2 separate regions of the Homo sapiens genome follow, and region 1 is linked to region 2. A link is a loop called in an ENCODE intact Hi-C map of the cell type or tissue named here. Cell type or tissue: ascending aorta. All regions are shown on one strand. Links, peaks and the distances in the headings refer to the core of each region. The heading gives the core; the rest is flanking DNA. Region 1 overlaps CASP2 (caspase 2). Region 2 overlaps EPHA1-AS1 (EPHA1 antisense RNA 1).

Evidence for each region. Hi-C counts contacts between places; a loop is a spot of excess contacts. Peaks named below come from ENCODE experiments on the same cell type or tissue, not always from the same donor. Only the 100,000 strongest peaks of a DNase experiment are listed, where the experiment ranks them.
Region 1: a loop joins it to region 2, with 4 times the contacts of the local background. A loop is called at or near these places in 35 of 110 quality-filtered maps.

Annotation. Positions count from the first base shown.
Region 1 is chr7:143,302,205-143,310,536 of GRCh38, forward strand. It overlaps CASP2 (caspase 2), which reads left to right. Exons shown (of 11, transcript NM_032982.4): 9 at 1,580-1,729; 10 at 2,470-2,579; 11 at 2,736-5,492. The coding sequence ends at 2,867. Among named protein-coding and RNA genes, the nearest start is that of CLCN1, 9.7 kb to the right of the region's middle. In ascending aorta, for the core only: a CTCF peak has its summit at 3,449 (motif pointing left); a DNase peak (open chromatin) is centred at 3,453.
Region 2 is chr7:143,412,201-143,420,498 of GRCh38, forward strand. It overlaps EPHA1-AS1 (EPHA1 antisense RNA 1), which reads left to right. Exons shown (of 5, transcript NR_033897.1): 2 at 2,868-2,999. Among named protein-coding and RNA genes, the nearest start is that of EPHA1, 7.5 kb to the left of the region's middle. In ascending aorta, for the core only: a CTCF peak has its summit at 4,557 (motif pointing left); no DNase peak of the experiment used is centred there.

The sequences.
Region 1 (8,332 bases), core at 11-8,010, 110 kb before region 2:
AGCTTGGCCTGTTTCCTTTAGGCGTCTTTACTAACAAAACGACGTTAAATTGTGATTTTCTCATCCTATATCCAGGGATTTAATACACTATTGGATCTGGATAAGGAGTAATTGCTCTTTTCTGGAGTAATCTGGATCTTTTGCTCTGTCTCTCTAACTTTTCTGAAATTAAATCCTTCAAGGAATGACCAGTAGCCAATTGTTCCATTGAAAATTTGAGTTCACCTGTCTTCCTGCTGTATTTGGTTAATATAATTAATGTCTAGAAAAAGCTCCACCCCCCTGCCCCAGTCAGCTTCTAAACTGGAGTGTAAGCTCCATGACGGCAGGAATTTTCTCTTCACTCTATCCCTAGGCCTTAAAGTAAGACAGTGCCCAACACATGGCAGTTGCTTGACACATTTTTATTAAACCTGTGCTTTGGTCCTTTTCCCCCAATTCTTGAAGCTTCCCTTCTTTCCTAGGCTCCCTCGACATTGCATGGATCAGGAAGTACTGTAAAAGAGCATACTCTTACTTTTGATGTGTTGACCTGAGAGTCCTCCCCATCTGTCTTGCCTACTGACAGCACCCCTGCCCACACCCAAAATAAAACAACATCATCAAAAATAAGAGTCTGTCTTGGGATACATAAGGCTTGTATCAAGAGCAAGGATCTGCTCAGGGTATGTTGAGAAATTACTGCTAAAATTGAATAAGGATGATCTTTTTAAATTTTCTGGGAGAAAACAGTCAAGTTCTCCCCACTTTAAGTTTTTCCTCTTAAAATTTTCATAAGGCCAGGTGCAGTGACTCATGCCTATAATCCCAACACTTTGGGAGGCCGAGGCAGAAGGATCACTTGAAGCCAGGAGTTCAAGACAAGCCTGGTCAACGTAGCAAGACCCCATCTCTATTAAAAAAAGAAAAAAAAAGATTTAAAAAGTTATTTTAAAAAATAAATTAAAAATTTTTTTTCTTAAATCTTGGATGCTTGCTATAATTTATCTTATGAAATTAATAAACATAGTGCTTCGAAGATATCAAAACCACCTTGGAAACAACTGATCATACTTAGTTTTATTATTTTTTGATACATAGTTCGAGGTTGTGATTTTTATATAGCATACATATGGTAACCGTATTTGTTATTTATTACCTTGTTTTTTCTTGTTTATGTAATTAAATATATCAATATTTTATTATGTATTGCAATAAAAAGCACTGTGACTCCCAGGCATATTGTTAATTGAACAAGTGAGTTGTGGACTTAGATGATTTTCAGTTCCATTTACAAGGAGTATTTGATTTGGCATTTTCCCTGTCTTACACAGAATGGGAACTGCTCCAACCGCATAGATGTGCATGTGCTTGAGCGTGGTGCCCGGTGTGTATGAGGCATCCCCTGAGTAACAGATGCATGCTGAGAGAGTAATAATTTTTTTTTTTTTTTTTTAGTTTATCAGCCATAGGTTGGAGGCAACAGCTGGAAATGGCTCTTCCCCTTCAAGGTTGTAGGGAACGTGGGCTTGCCTGTGACAGGCCCAAGAGAGATAGGAAGAAGTAACATCATTGTCCATTCTGTCTGCCTTTGTTACAGATGAGACTGATCGTGGGGTTGACCAACAAGATGGAAAGAACCACGCAGGATCCCCTGGGTGCGAGGAGAGTGATGCCGGTAAAGAAAAGTTGCCGAAGATGAGACTGCCCACGCGCTCAGACATGATATGCGGCTATGCCTGCCTCAAAGGTACTTTGAGTTCCAAAAGAGTTGAGTCATACCTCATTTTGTTGCACTTTGCTTTATTGTGCTTTGCAGGTACAGGTTGAGTATCCCTTATCTGAAGTGTTGGAACCAGAAGTGTTTCAGATTTTGGATTTTTTTGTTTTTTTGGATTTTGGAATATTTGCGTTATACTTACTAGTTGAGTATCCCGTATCCAAATATTCTAAATTTAAAACACTCCCATGAGCACCTTCTTTGAGCATCATATTGGCACTTGGAAAGTTTCAGATTTTGAAGCATTTCAGATTTTTTGGATTTGGGATGCTCAGCTGCTTTTTACAAATTGAAGGTTTGTGGCAATCCTTTGAGCATCTGTCAGCACCATTTTTCTATTGGCATGCCTCTGTTAGCATTTTTCAGCAATAAAGTATGTTTTAATTACAGCATATGCATGTTTTAGACATAATGTTGTTGCACACTTAATAGACTGTAGGATAGTAACCATAACTTCCGTATACACTGGGAGACCTGAAAATTTGTATGACTTGCTTTATTGCCATATTCACTTTCTTAAGCTGGTCTGGAAACAGACCTACGGTATCTCCAAAGTATGCCAATAATCCAAAAGAGTACCCTCCTAGACTTAGATTCTTCATGCTGGGTTCTCTGACTAGGGAGGGTGCAGGTGTCATGGCCGAGTCTAGTTTGGGAAGTGCAGCTGTGTGATGGCATTCACACTGTGATTAATGCCCTTTTGGTTGCAGGGACTGCCGCCATGCGGAACACCAAACGAGGTTCCTGGTACATCGAGGCTCTTGCTCAAGTGTTTTCTGAGCGGGCTTGTGATATGCACGTGGCCGACATGCTGGTTAAGGTGAGCCAGCGGGCTCCGTGACCCCTGTGTGTCTCCACAGTGCTCTACTTTCCTCCTCTCTTGAATGCTCTTTCATAGTCCGTCTCCCCTTCCCGTTTGCTGCTCTCCTGAAGCCCGAGATTCTCAGACTTGGGCCTATTGGTTCTGCCCCTCCAGGTGAACGCACTTATCAAGGATCGGGAAGGTTATGCTCCTGGCACAGAATTCCACCGGTGCAAGGAGATGTCTGAATACTGCAGCACTCTGTGCCGCCACCTCTACCTGTTCCCAGGACACCCTCCCACATGATGTCACCTCCCCATCATCCACGCCAAGTGGAAGCCACTGGACCACAGGAGGTGTGATAGAGCCTTTGATCTTCAGGATGCACGGTTTCTGTTCTGCCCCCTCAGGGATGTGGGAATCTCCCAGACTTGTTTCCTGTGCCCATCATCTCTGCCTTTGAGTGTGGGACTCCAGGCCAGCTCCTTTTCTGTGAAGCCCTTTGCCTGTAGAGCCAGCCTTGGTTGGACCTATTGCCAGGAATGTTTCAGCTGCAGTTGAAGAGCCTGACAAGTGAAGTTGTAAACACAGTGTGGTTATGGGGAGAGGGCATATAAATTCCCCATATTTGTGTTCAGTTCCAGCTTTTGTAGATGGCACTTTAGTGATTGCTTTTATTACATTAGTTAAGATGTCTGAGAGACCATCTCCTATCTTTTATTTCATTCATATCCTCCGCCCTTTTTGTCCTAGAGTGAGAGTTTGGAAGGTGTCCAAATTTAATGTAGACATTATCTTTTGGCTCTGAAGAAGCAAACATGACTAGAGACGCACCTTGCTGCAGTGTCCAGAAGCGGCCTGTGCGTTCCCTTCAGTACTGCAGCGCCACCCAGTGGAAGGACACTCTTGGCTCGTTTGGGCTCAAGGCACCGCAGCCTGTCAGCCAACATTGCCTTGCATTTGTACCTTATTGATCTTTGCCCATGGAAGTCTCAAAGATCTTTCGTTGGTTGTTTCTCTGAGCTTTGTTACTGAAATGAGCCTCGTGGGGAGCATCAGAGAAGGCCAGGAAGAATGGTGTGTTTCCCTAGACTCTGTAACCACCTCTCTGTCTTTTTCCTTCCTGAGAAACGTCCATCTCTCTCCCTTACTATTCCCACTTTCATTCAATCAACCTGCACTTCATATCTAGATTTCTAGAAAAGCTTCCTAGCTTATCTCCCTGCTTCATATCTCTCCCTTCTTTACCTTCATTTCATCCTGTTGGCTGCTGCCACCAAATCTGTCTAGAATCCTGCTTTACAGGATCATGTAAATGCTCAAAGATGTAATGTAGTTCTTTGTTCCTGCTTTCTCTTTCAGTATTAAACTCTCCTTTGATATTATGTGGCTTTTATTTCAGTGCCATACATGTTATTGTTTTCAACCTAGAAACCTTTATCCCTGCTTATCTGAAACTTCCCAACTTCCCTGTTCTTTAAGACTTTTTTTTTTTTTTTTTTTTTTTTTGAGACAGAGTCTCGCTCTGTCGCCCAGGCTGGAGGGCAGTGGCACGATCTCAGCTCACTGCAAGCTCCAACTCCCGGGTTCACGCCATTCTCCTGCCTCAGCCTTCCAAGTAGCTGGGACTACAGGTGCCCGCCACCGTGCCCGGCTAATTTTTTTGTATTTTTAGTAGAGACAGGGTTTCACCATGTTAGCCGGGATGGTCTTGATCTCCTGACCTCATGATCCACCCACCTCAGCCTCCCAAAGTGTTGGGATTACAGGCGTGAGCCACTGCGCCCGGGCAAGACCTTTTTTTAAAAAAAAAAAAAAAAAAACTTCCATTCTTTCTTCCTCCAGTCTGTTCTCACATAACAGAGTAGTTTTGGTTTTTAATTTTTTTTGGTTGTTTGCTGTTTTTTGTTTTTTAAGGTGAGTTCTCACTATGTTTCTCAGACTGGTCTCGAACTCCTGGCCTCAAGCCATCTTCCCGCCTCAGCCTCTCAAATAGCTGGGCTTACAGGCATGAGCCACCACACCTGGCCAGGATTTGGTTGTTTAAATATAAATCTGATCACCCCCCTGCTTAGAACCCTTCTGCTTTCTATTACCCCTCATTTAAAATGTAAACTCTTCACCTTGGTTTATGAGAACTGGTTCTTGCCTTCCCCTTGAACCTCATTAAATGGTGATTTCTTGCTAAGCTCCAGCCCGAGTGGTCTCCTCTCAGCTTCTAATTTTGTGCTCTTTCCTGCCCTTTTCCTGGGCCTTCTCAGCTCTCCACCCCCACCACTCTTGACTCAGGTGGTGTCCTTCTTCCTCAAGTCTTGACAATTCCCGGGCCCTTCAGTCCCTGAGCAGTCTACTTCTGTGTCTGTCACCACATCTTGTCTTTTCCCCTCATTGCATTTATTGCAGTTTATATATATGCTACTTTTACTTGTTCATTTCTGTCTCCCCTACCAGGCTGTAAATGAGGGCAGAAACCTTGTTTGTTTTATTCACCATCATGTACCAAGTGCTTGGCACATAGTGGGCCTTCATTAAATGTTTGTTGAATAAAAGAGGGAAGAAGGCAAGCCAACCTTAGCTACAATCCTACCTTTTGATAAAATGTTCCTTTTGACAATATACACGGATTATTATTTGTACTTTGTTTTTCCATGTGTTTTGCTTTTATCCACTGGCATTTTTAGCTCCTTGAAGACATATCATGTGTGAGATAACTTCCTTCACATCTCCCATGGTCCCTAGCAAAATGCTAGGCCTGTAGTAGTCAAGGTGCTCAATAAATATTTGTTTGGGTGGTTTGTGAGCCTTGCTGCCAAGTCCTGCCTTTGGGTCGACATAGTATGGAAGTATTTGAGAGAGAGAACCTTTCCACTCCCACTGCCAGGATTTTGTATTGCCATCGGGTGCCAAATAAATGCTCATATTTATTACTGATGTGTGCTCAATATCTGTTTCTGTAGATACTCAGTCCTCTGAAGCCCACAGATTTCGTTTCCTTAGCCCCTTACACTGCAGCATTCCTTACCACCTCACAAGGCATACCCAGACCTGAAAACCCTTCTTATTTTGCTGCTGTGATCCTGTAAATATATGCAGGTGTGGGCCCATCTCAGTTTGCGTAGTCCTGGGATTTCTCACAGATGAAATGGAAGTTATTAGCAAACAGTGCTGGTTCTTGATTATTTAGACTATGAGATGTAGGCTGCCATAACAGATTGGGCTGGAATAGAAGGATGGGAGAGTGAAGATAGTAAAATTCCATTTCTTACCTGGTTGCATTTAAGGTCTTCTAGAGTGGGCATAGATTGTAAGAGAATTCTAGTGCAGCATAGAAGAGATCAAAGCAATGAATTTGTGTAAGTTGGGATATTTTGGGGGTGCATTGTATCTAAAGGATATGCCTGAGAGGTAAGTGCAGGTGCAGATGGGCCATGGAATTTGGCAAGAGATGGAATGTTCTGTAGGAACTTTGTACAGAAGTTTTGGTAGGAAACAAAACTTTTTTTTTTAAATACGGGATTTCACCATGTTGGCCAGGCTGGTCTCTAACTCCTGGCCTCAAGTGATCAGCCCGCTTCGGCCTCCCAAAGTGCTAGGATTATAGGTATGAGCCACCTATAACAAACCAGAAACAAAACTTTTTTGTTTGGTAGGAAACAGCTGTGGGAGCTGGAAATATTGTTGAGTCATACAGAGAAGGGTATGGCAGTCTAGGAAGAGCAGAAGGGGATTGAGGTGAGCTGAAGCACCTCGGCAGATAGAGCAGAATTTGGTACAGAACACTGGAGACAAAAGGGCATGAAAAATGGACTGAAACTGGTTGGTTGTACTGCAAGAAAAACAACCATGGGATAGCCTCAAGGGAAGGATACAAAATCTAGGACAGGCGAAGAAATTATGGAAATAGTGGAAGTAAGATAAATACCCATTTTCAGGATAGGAAGCATTTTCAGTGGTGTGATATGTTTGAGAATTACAGAGCAGTATCTCTGAACTGGATTCCATGTCCTCCCCGCCCCCCAACCCCCTTGCCCTTGAATAAGGGTATGAGGTTGAATTTCACAGCTCTGCTCCCTTCTGCTTACCTCTGCCAGAGGATTCTCTTCTAAAATTATTCCCCTCCCAGAGCTGGGGGCTGCCCTCTGCTGCCCTCCTCCATCCTGTTTCCTCTAATAGGGAAAAGGAAAACAGGAAGAAGGAAAAACTGTAATATCAGACCAAAGCTGATTTTTTTTTAATTTTTAAAATTTTATTCTATAAAATAGAGATGAGGTCTCACTATGTTGTTCACACTGGTTTCAAACATCTGGGTTCAAGTGATCCTCCTACCTCGGCCTCCCAGAGTACTGGGATCACAGACATGAGCCACCACACCCAACCAAAGCTGTGATATTAAGAATGGTGCCAGACTGGCCGGGCGCAGTGGCTCATGCCTGTAATCCCAGCACTTTGGGAAGCTGAGGCAGGTGGATCACCTGGGCTCAAGAGTTTGGGACCAGCCTGGGCAAAATGGCAAAACCCCGTCTCTAAAAAATAAAGAATGAGGCCAGGCACAGTAACACATACGTATAGTACCAGCTACTCAAGAGGCTAAGGAGAGAGGATTGCTTGAGCCCAGGAGTTGAAAACCAGCCTAGGCAACATAGTGAGACCCCCATCTTTAAAAAAAAAAAAAAAAAAACACACACACAACACAAGAGGAAAGACGTCTAATCTGAGAAGGAGGAAGACATTAATAATAGCTACAACTGTTTGAGTCCTTGGTATGTTGTAGGCATTGAGAGGAGCTTTCCATTTCATCTTCCCCATGCTTCTGTGAAGGAGTCATTTTCCCTTTTGTTTTTGAAACAATTTTGCTGTTGTTGCCCAGGCTGGAGTACAATGGCGTGATCTCAGCTCACTGCAACGTCTGCCTCCCAGGTTCAAGCGATTCTCCTGTCTCAGCCTCCCGAGTAGCTGTGATTACAGGCACACGCCACCACACCCAGCTAATTTTTGTATTTTTAGTAGAGATGGGATTTCACCATGTTGCCCAGGCTGGTCTTGAACTCCTGAGCTCAGGTGATTCACCCACCTCAGCCTCCCAAAGTGCTGGGATTATAGGCGTGAGTGAGCCACCGCGCCTGGCCACAAATGTAGCTTTAACGGTATGGACTCTAGAATTCAGTAGATCTGATTTTGAATGCCGGCTCTGCCTTTGAAGATATTGGAGACCTTGATCAAGGTAGCTAACACAGCCCCAATTTCCCTTATTTGAAAATGAGGAAAATTGTGTCTACCTTCCAATGTCCCTATGAGGATTAAATGTGATGATGCATGTAAATCACATGGTGTTAATGCATAAAAAATGCTTGATAAATGTTAACTCACAGAATGAGCTTCAGTTTAATATGAGTGAACAGTTCTTACTATGAATCAAACACTATAGCACATTTTTGTTTTGTTTTGAGATGGGGTCTCACTCTGTCGTGAGGCTGGAGTGCAGTGGTGTGATCTCGGCTCACTGCAATCTCCGTCTCCCGGGTTCAAGTGATTCTCCTACCTCAGCCTCCCGAGTAGCTGGGATTACAGGCGCACGCCACCACGCCCAGCTAATTTTTGTATTTTAAGCACAGACGGGATTTCACCATGTTGGCCAGGATGGTCTCAATCTCTTGACCTCGTTATCCACCCACCTTGGCCTCCCAAAGTGCTGAGATTACAGGTGTGAGCCACCGCACCCAGCCTATAGCATGTTTTTTTGCATGTGTTATTTTATCTTCTTAACCCTCTAG
Region 2 (8,298 bases), core at 1-8,000:
TCATTCTGCAGTCAGAAAGGAAAGCCTGCAGAGTCCCTGCAGCCCAGGCTGTGGCTTGTTCTTACAAACTTGACGTTAACACTACCCTGTTCATATTATTCCCCTTCTACTCCCTACCCAGCTCCTTTCTGACTGAGGATAAGGTGAAATTACACCCAGCCTAGGTCATGGTCTTGTATATCCATAGGCTCTGGTCAAAATGCAACCAACATCACCAGCAGGGTAACCCAGGATGTTGCTAGCAACTACTATGAGAGAATTAGTACAAACTAATTTTTTGGACTAGTATTGTCAGAGGCATGTGAACCAGAGCAACTCCATCTTGAGTAGGGGCTGGGTGAAATGAGGCTGAGATCTACTGGGCTGCATTCCCAGACAGTTAAGGCATTCTAAGTCACAGGATGAGATAAGAGGTAGGCACAAGTTACAGGTCATAAAAACCTTGCTGATAAAACAGTTTGCGGTAAAGAAGCTGGCCAAAACCCACCAAAACCAAGATGGCCACTAGAGGGTCCTGGGGTCGTCTTCACTGCTACACTCCCCCCAGCACCGATGACAATTTACAAATGCCATGGCAACGTGAGGAAGTTACCCTATATGGTCTAAAAAGGAGAGACGTGAATAATCTACCCCTTGTTTGGCATATAATCAATAAATAACCATAAAAATGGGCAACCAGCAACCCTGAGGGCTGCTCTGTTTATGGAGCAGCCATTCTTTATTCCTTTATTTTCCTAATCAACTGGCTTTTACTTTACTCTATGGACTCACCCTGAATTCTTTCTTGCATGAGATCCAAGAACCCTCTCTTGGGATCTTGATCCAGACCCCTTTCCTGTAACAGTATCAAGTCCCCTAGCAAGGGCCCTCATGGATGGGACCCAAACGACTTTGGTTGGCTGTTGTGGGCCAGCCCAAACTTGCAGGCAGCAAAATCCAGGAGACCGTGTGGGCTGTGGGAGGGAGGAAATGGCACTTACCAGTACAGCCTTCTGGTGGATTCTGCACGTCTTTAATCATAAGCCTAGTTAGGTCCTTCCCTTTCCTTCTTGTCTGTGTTCTTACCTATCTGTTCTCTGATCCCCATTTACCACCAGGCAACAGGGGCGGGGATAATAATAGTTACCACTTATTACAGCACCTACGCAGGCTGCCGCACTTCACATACATCGTTTCATTGACTTCTCACACCAACCCTCGGAGGAAGGTATCATTAGTCTCATTTTATAGGTGGAAAAATCTGAGACACCGGGAATTAAAGTAGTTCAAAGTCACTCAACTGCAGAACCAGGATTTAAACCTAGTTCTGTCTGACTCCCAGTCCTGTGGCCTAACCTCTATTCAGGGTTTCAAGAAGCAGAGATGTTAGCAAACACCTCACTTTTGTTTTACTACCCCGCCCCCCACCTGAGAGTAATATCCTGACTTAAAACACCACGGAGTGGATTTGCCTGTTTTTAAACTTTATGAAACGGAATCATCTGATATGCATTCTTTGGTGTCCGAGTTCTTTCATTTACCGTTACGTTTGGAAGATGTATTCCTTGGTTGTGTGTGGATTCAGTCTCATTGCTGTATGGTATCCCACTGTATAAAGAACACCTTATTTTTAAAAACTTCTTGACCTGTGGTTAAACAGGTTTAGGTTCTACCTTTGAATTGCTACATTGAGCGACTTTCATGGTTTATCCGGCTTATCTGTGTCTCTGAGAGGTTTAATCTTTCCAAACAAAACGTACTTCCTTTTTTTTTTTTTTTTTTTTTTTTTTTTTTTTTTTTTCAGGTGGAGTCTCGCTCTGTCGCCCAGGCTGGAGTGCACTGGCGCAATCTCGGCTCACTGCAAGCTCCGCCTCCCGGGTTACGTCATTCTCCTGCCTCAGCCTCCCGAATAGCTGGGACTACAGGCGCCCACCACCACGCCCGGCTAATTTTTTGTATTTTTAGTAGAGACGGGGTTTCACCGTGTTAGCCAGGATGGTCTCCATCTCCTGACCTCGTGATCTGCCCGCCTCGGCCTCCCAAAGTGCTGGGATTACAGGCATGAGCCACTGCGCCCGGCCGTACTTCCTTTTTTAAACTAGACTTTTGCTAACCCAAATGATTCTTTTTTTTTCTTTTTTGAGATGGAGTCTCACTCTGTTGCCCAGGCTGAAGTGCAGTGGAATGATCTCGGCTCACTGCAACCTCTGCCTCCCAGGTTCAAGCGATTCTCCTGCTTCAGCCTCCTGAGTAGCTGGGATTACAGGTACCTGCCACCATGCCCGGCTAATTTTTGTATTTTTAGTAGAGACGGGGTTTCACCATGTTGGCCAGGCTGGTCTCAAACTCCTGATCTCAAGTAATCTGCCCGTCTTGGCCTCCCAAAGTGCTGAAATTACAGGAGTGAGCCATGACACCCAGCCTCCTAACAACTTTTTAATTGATTAAAAGTATGCAGAGGCGGTCTGTAAGCAGTGCCACAGGTCCCAATTATACACCCTCCCCCTTAAACCCTGCATGTCCTCCCTTCTTCCAGTCAGTTTGCTAAGAGGAAGACACCCGATACTGTTTAGGAATCTGTCTTCTTGCTAGAAATAGAACTGTTTTGAGATAGAGGCGGTTGGAAGTTTTCTCTGAAGTGTCAAAAGCAAAGTTATATTTTAGAAGATTTTAATATTGTCACTTCATAGCCAAGTGATCTTGGGCAAATCACCTAGCTGTTTTGAGACTCCGCTTCCTCATCTGCAAAATGGGGGAAATGATGATAATGTTGTTGGTCATAGTATATGAGAAAAGTACAAATATGAGAAAGTGTACAAGCAAAAGCTTCTGGTGGCACCATGCAATTTAAGGATACATGTTTTTTATTTTTGTGTCCTCCTGTACAGGTTTATTTGCAAGATGGGTTTGAGGGAATTAAGGATAAAGTCTGCTGAAAGTAGCACCAGCCTCTGGATTAAAAGGGATGTTTGGATGAAGCTTCAATCTCAAGAAGAGGCAAGAGAAAACTAAAGAAAAAGGTAAGAGAGCCGGGTGTGGTGGCGGGCGCCTATAATCCCAGCTACTCAGGAGGCTGAGGCAGGAGAATTGCTTGAACCCAGGAGGCGGAGGTTGCAGTGAGCTGAGATTGTGCCACTGCACTCCAGCCTGGGCAACGAGCAAAACTCCATCTCAAAAAAAAAAAAAAAAGATGCTAAGAGAGATCACTTTCGACCCATTTACATTATGATGCAATATGAAAATAAAATAAATACCACTCTAACATTTTCAGGACATATGGCAATTCTCCCTGTGCTGATTTTTTTTAAATGTATCTCTGCAGTATTAACATCCTCTAAATCATTCTCTTTGTTTTAGAGACAAGAAGGTAGTTGACAAGCTGTGAACCTGCATTGCATTCTAGTGATGGGACACGTGGAAGGGGAAGCTGAAGTTGAAGGGTGGATGGTAGCAGCCACAGGGAGTGAGATGGGCTCGTTTCTGGAGCTGTTGGGAGAGAAAAAGGGAGTCAAACGGGAATTCACACAGGGTTGTGCATTATATCCAAGTGTGTATTCAGATACAAGCCTTTATCTCAATACCTTCCTTACCCCCATTCCGCACATATCTCATACCAAAGTACAAATAAAACCATTCCCAATTGTTCTAATATTTCATTTGATTTCTTGAGTCATGAAATGAAAATGTGGAGGGGTTAGTCATGTGAAGTGGCTGTGACTCAAATATCTTACGATGATATTTGTGCGCGTCTCATGAGAAATCATTGTGTTTCCACCTGAACTTGTTTGCTTGACTGCCTGAGAAGATAGTGTTGCTAACCTGAGAAGTTAATACGCTGCCTTAATGCTTGGGCTGGTAGAAGTGAGGGAGGGAAAGGAAGAGAACAAATGTGTCTCAGTGAACTGGGGCATGACAGAAATTTAATAAGAACAGGTTGAGACAAGTGTTAAATACTGGAATCCCCCGGGAGCACAGCGATAGCTTGGTCCTTGTCAAAAAGTGTACTGGTTGGAGCTCAGGAGGGAAAGAGAAAGTGATAAATCAGCCATGTCTTGAAGTCCATTTTAATTTAGCTAGCCTGCGAGAAGAGAGGGCTGAAATAAACTATCAGCTCTGTCTTCTGCATTAAGCAAGCATAATTTATTTGAAAAACATTCAGTTTTATTTCTAGCTAGGCTAGGAGTTCTTGTAACTTCTACAGAGGGTTGGGAAGAAGATCGGCATAACCCATGCTTACTATTTGAAGTTACTGGTTCTGTTGTCAGGAGGTAATATTATATTGTTGTCTTGTAAAAGAAGTATTTGATAAGTATGGGACCTCTTAATTGGGCACAGATTGGATTTCTTTTACATTTTGCTTTGAAGAAGTTATTTATAAAGGGATCGTAATAGGGTAATTTATATCTTTTTCTAACAAGTTCTAGTTTGAAAGTATTATAAATCTACTTACCCAGACACAGACACATTTGAACATATAGATAACAACCACCTCTGTTAAGAAATTAATGTACACATTTCCAAATCTATCCCTGAGTTTAGGCGATCCAGGCCATGGGTCATAAACTATGAGAGCCACCTAGTGGGAAAATTTGGTAATTGCACCTATATCTTCAAATTCTGGGTGTGAGAGCCACAGATAATTTCTGTTTATAAAATCTTAGAATACCATGGGAATATTTATCAACATGATATGAAAGTGACAGCGATTTTTATATATTCCTACTATTATAAAGATGGTAGGCCCTTAGGCTAGGAAGTAGCTTTCTTAACTTGACCTAGTCATCACAGTAATGATAGACTTTTGACCAGGTGAGGAAGGGAGGGTGGGGTGTGCCACCATGTTGCCTCACTTTTGGGCTTTCTGCTTTGGATACATATGAAAAAACCAGAAACCAAGTCACCTAGGAGGCGCTGGCTGGGAAAAAAATGGTGCCCACTGTTTGTAGTGTGTCTGTTAGGTTGTAAGCTAGAGAGAGATGCTTACACTCTAACTTTTTTTTTTCTGAAGAGATGAGCTCTCACTATGTTGGCAGACTGGTCTTGAACTCCTGGCTTTAAGCAATCCTTTTTTTTTTTTTTTTTTGAGACGGAGTTTCACTCTTGTTGCCCAGGCTGAAGTGCAATGGCACCGTCTCGGCTCACCGAAACCTCCGCCTCCCAGGTTCAAGCAATTCTCCTGCCTCAGCCTCCCAAGTAGCTGGGATTACAGGCATGTGCCACCATGCCTGGCTACCTTTTTGTATTTTTAGTAGAGACAGGGTTTCTCTATGTTGGTCAGGCTGGTCTGGTCAGGCTGGTCTATGAACTGCCGACCTCAGGTGATCCGCCCGCCTCGGCCTCCCAAAGTGCTGGGATTACAGGTGTGAGCCACCGCACCTGGCTCTGATTAAGTCTTCTTACACTGAAGCTGCTGTGTTGTCTGAACAGAGCCTCAATTAAGAAGTGACTGAAGCTTTTCCCCTCCCTCCCTCTCTTCCTTTCTTCCTTCCTTTCTTCTTTGTTTCAACAGTTCTGGGGAAGTACTAAATATTAGACCAAAATTAAAACCTGATACCCACCGTACTGAGTGTTTGCTTAGAAAGTTCTTGTTTGTTTTTGAGAAGCACTAGGAGTTAATGGAATGGGTATTTAGTGGCCTTTGGATTCTGTAGACTCCTAGCTCTCTGCCTCCTATGTGTAAGGCCTTGGACATTTCTCTTAACCTCTCTGAGACTGAGCTTCTTCACATGCAAATGGACTCATTTACCTTCCAGGAGCACCTCTGTGGGAGGGGGATGCACCATGTGAAAGAGGTAAGCCCTAAGGTGGAGGCAGAAGCAAGTGGCCAAGGGAATACAGGAGGCTAATTTTGACAGGAACTGTATGGGAAAAGGTGGCCTTTGTGTTGAGCCTAGTAGAATGACTTCAATAGGCAGTTTTTATTCATTCATTCAACAAAAATTTATTGAGATCTTATTATGAGTCAGGCACTGTTCTAAGTGCTGGGGATATACCAGCAAACAACAAAATAGAAAAAAAAAAAAAAAACCCAAACCCCACCCTCCCTGAGTGTACATTCTAGGGGGAGGAGCCAGACAGTACATAAAAAAATAACAAAATGCATTCTTCAGATGGTGAGACACACTGGGAGAAAAATTAAAACAGGGTTAGGGGAATAGGAATCACATAAGGAGGGCTCTATTATACAGATATGGTAACTTTTGAGCAAAGAATTGAAGGAGGAAAAGAATGCGCTACAAAAGTCATCAGAGGGAAGAGCAATCCAGACCAAGGAAACAGCCCTAAAGTCCAGGGCAGGCATGCATGGGGTTCATGGAAGGACAGGGAGGCCAGAGCTTTAGGAGGGAGATGGTCATAGGGGTTGGATGGGGAGCAGCACACCTAAGGCCTCCCAGGCTATTTCACAGATTTTTGCTTTGACTTTGAGTGAGATGGAAGCCATTAGAGGGAGTCCAGTGAAAGGAGATGCATATTCTCTGACTTACCTTTGAAGAGATCAACCTGCCCAGCGTGCAGAACACAGATGGGGCAAGGCAGGGGAGGGCTGAGGGCAGAAGCATGGGTAGGTTAGGAGGCTGTTGTCTTGGTCTAAATAAGAGATGAGAGGGCTTGAAGCGGGGTTTCCAGGACTGTGCAGGGGCTGGGGAGAGTCAGCTGTGTGACAAATGTTTCAGGCCCACACAAGCATCAGCAGCTCGATGCCTGTACGAAATGGGAAAATGGCTTTTGTCCAAGGAATGGCGTGCAGGGTGGTGTGACTGGCTGAGTTGGGCTAAAGAGGGGGAACTGGGAGATGGGCTAAGGCTGGAGTCAGCCTCGGTGACCAACTACACTGAACTTTCTTTCTTTCTTTTTTTTTTTTTTTGAACTTTCTTCCCTATCTAACCTGGAACCAGTAAAATTTTGAATATGGGAGACACGTGCTCAGAGGAGCATTTTGGGCTCTGGTGGCTGAATGGGGGAAGAGCTGGAAGAGGCAGCGACTGGAATCAGAGAGATAATGATCCAGGGAAGAAACAGTAAGAGCTCAAACTTGGGCAATGAGTGGATAGAGGGAGGCGATGAGTGACATTTCACTTGTAGTATGACAGGGTATGTTGGCTGCTTAGATATAGAGGTGAGGGAAATTAACCAATAACCATATTCAGATTGGTAGTTATATTTTTGGTTCAAAAAAACCTTACCTCAGTGTGAAAGTAGGGGTGCTGGAAATAAATTTCTGACCTCTGGGAAAATGCTTTAGAGACAATGGTGACGAATTAGGATTTTGTTTGGCCGATGGGAGACTTTGAGTGATGGGGTTGGCAATGGAGACTGACAGGCAGGGAACCAGAAAAGCCTGGATGAGGATTGTTGAGAAAAGGTCAGGAAGCAGGCAGAGTCATTCAGATGCTCGGGAGGACAGCATTGGTTAAAAACGGCCAAGATACGGAAGGGGCATTTATGAAGATTTGCAGTGGGCTGTGGGATGGAATGCATCCTCCATCTCTGTCCCCCAGCAATGCCTTCTGTAAAAACGATATCATCATGTGGTGCTTTTGGATTTAGAGTCTTGATTTTCTTGGAAGGATGGGATACCAAAGACTAAGGACAGTTACCCATGACTAAGGCAGTCTTTTTGTTTTCCTCTGCTGCTTGTCACCTGGTAGAACAAAATGAATGAAAATTTTAGTTAAGTCCTGATATTTTTCTTTCCTTTCCTCTGTTTGATATGTTCTCTTCCTGCTGTCTGCTCTTCTAAATCCTCCTATTTTGCTCTATGTTTCTGCTCTGTGACATGAATTTCACTTTGTATCTCCTAATAGTCTAGCGGGATTAAAAATAAAAGTCACTTTCTGATGGTGCCTTTGCTCTCCAGTTCTCTCCAGCAGCACCGACACCTTCCGCCGTCCTCCCTGAAGGTCTGGCCTTCTGCCAAAAGGTTGTATTTGTTCAGAAGGTGCTCTGAAGTTCACTCAGTTCTTTACTCAGTTATTTACTGGTCTTTTATTTCCTCATGAGGATTTGTTCTGTTTTTCTTCATCACTCTTCTTTCAGCTTGAAATGCATCCCTCACTGCCTTTTTGCAACTTTCAGAACTAAAATACATAAATAAAACAAACAATAGGATAATAGAAAGATAGCCCCTTATTATCGTAATGTTACCTTTATCACCAAGTCTTTATGAAGCACCTAATTGTAAGTGGCTGGTGAGGACAGCAATGGACAAACATAACTACTTTAAGAAACTCTCATGGCACTTAAGGAGTTAAGAGTCTGTCACCAAGAACCATGGACACTCACATGCAATGGAAATGACAAAATGTCCCGATTTTCTTG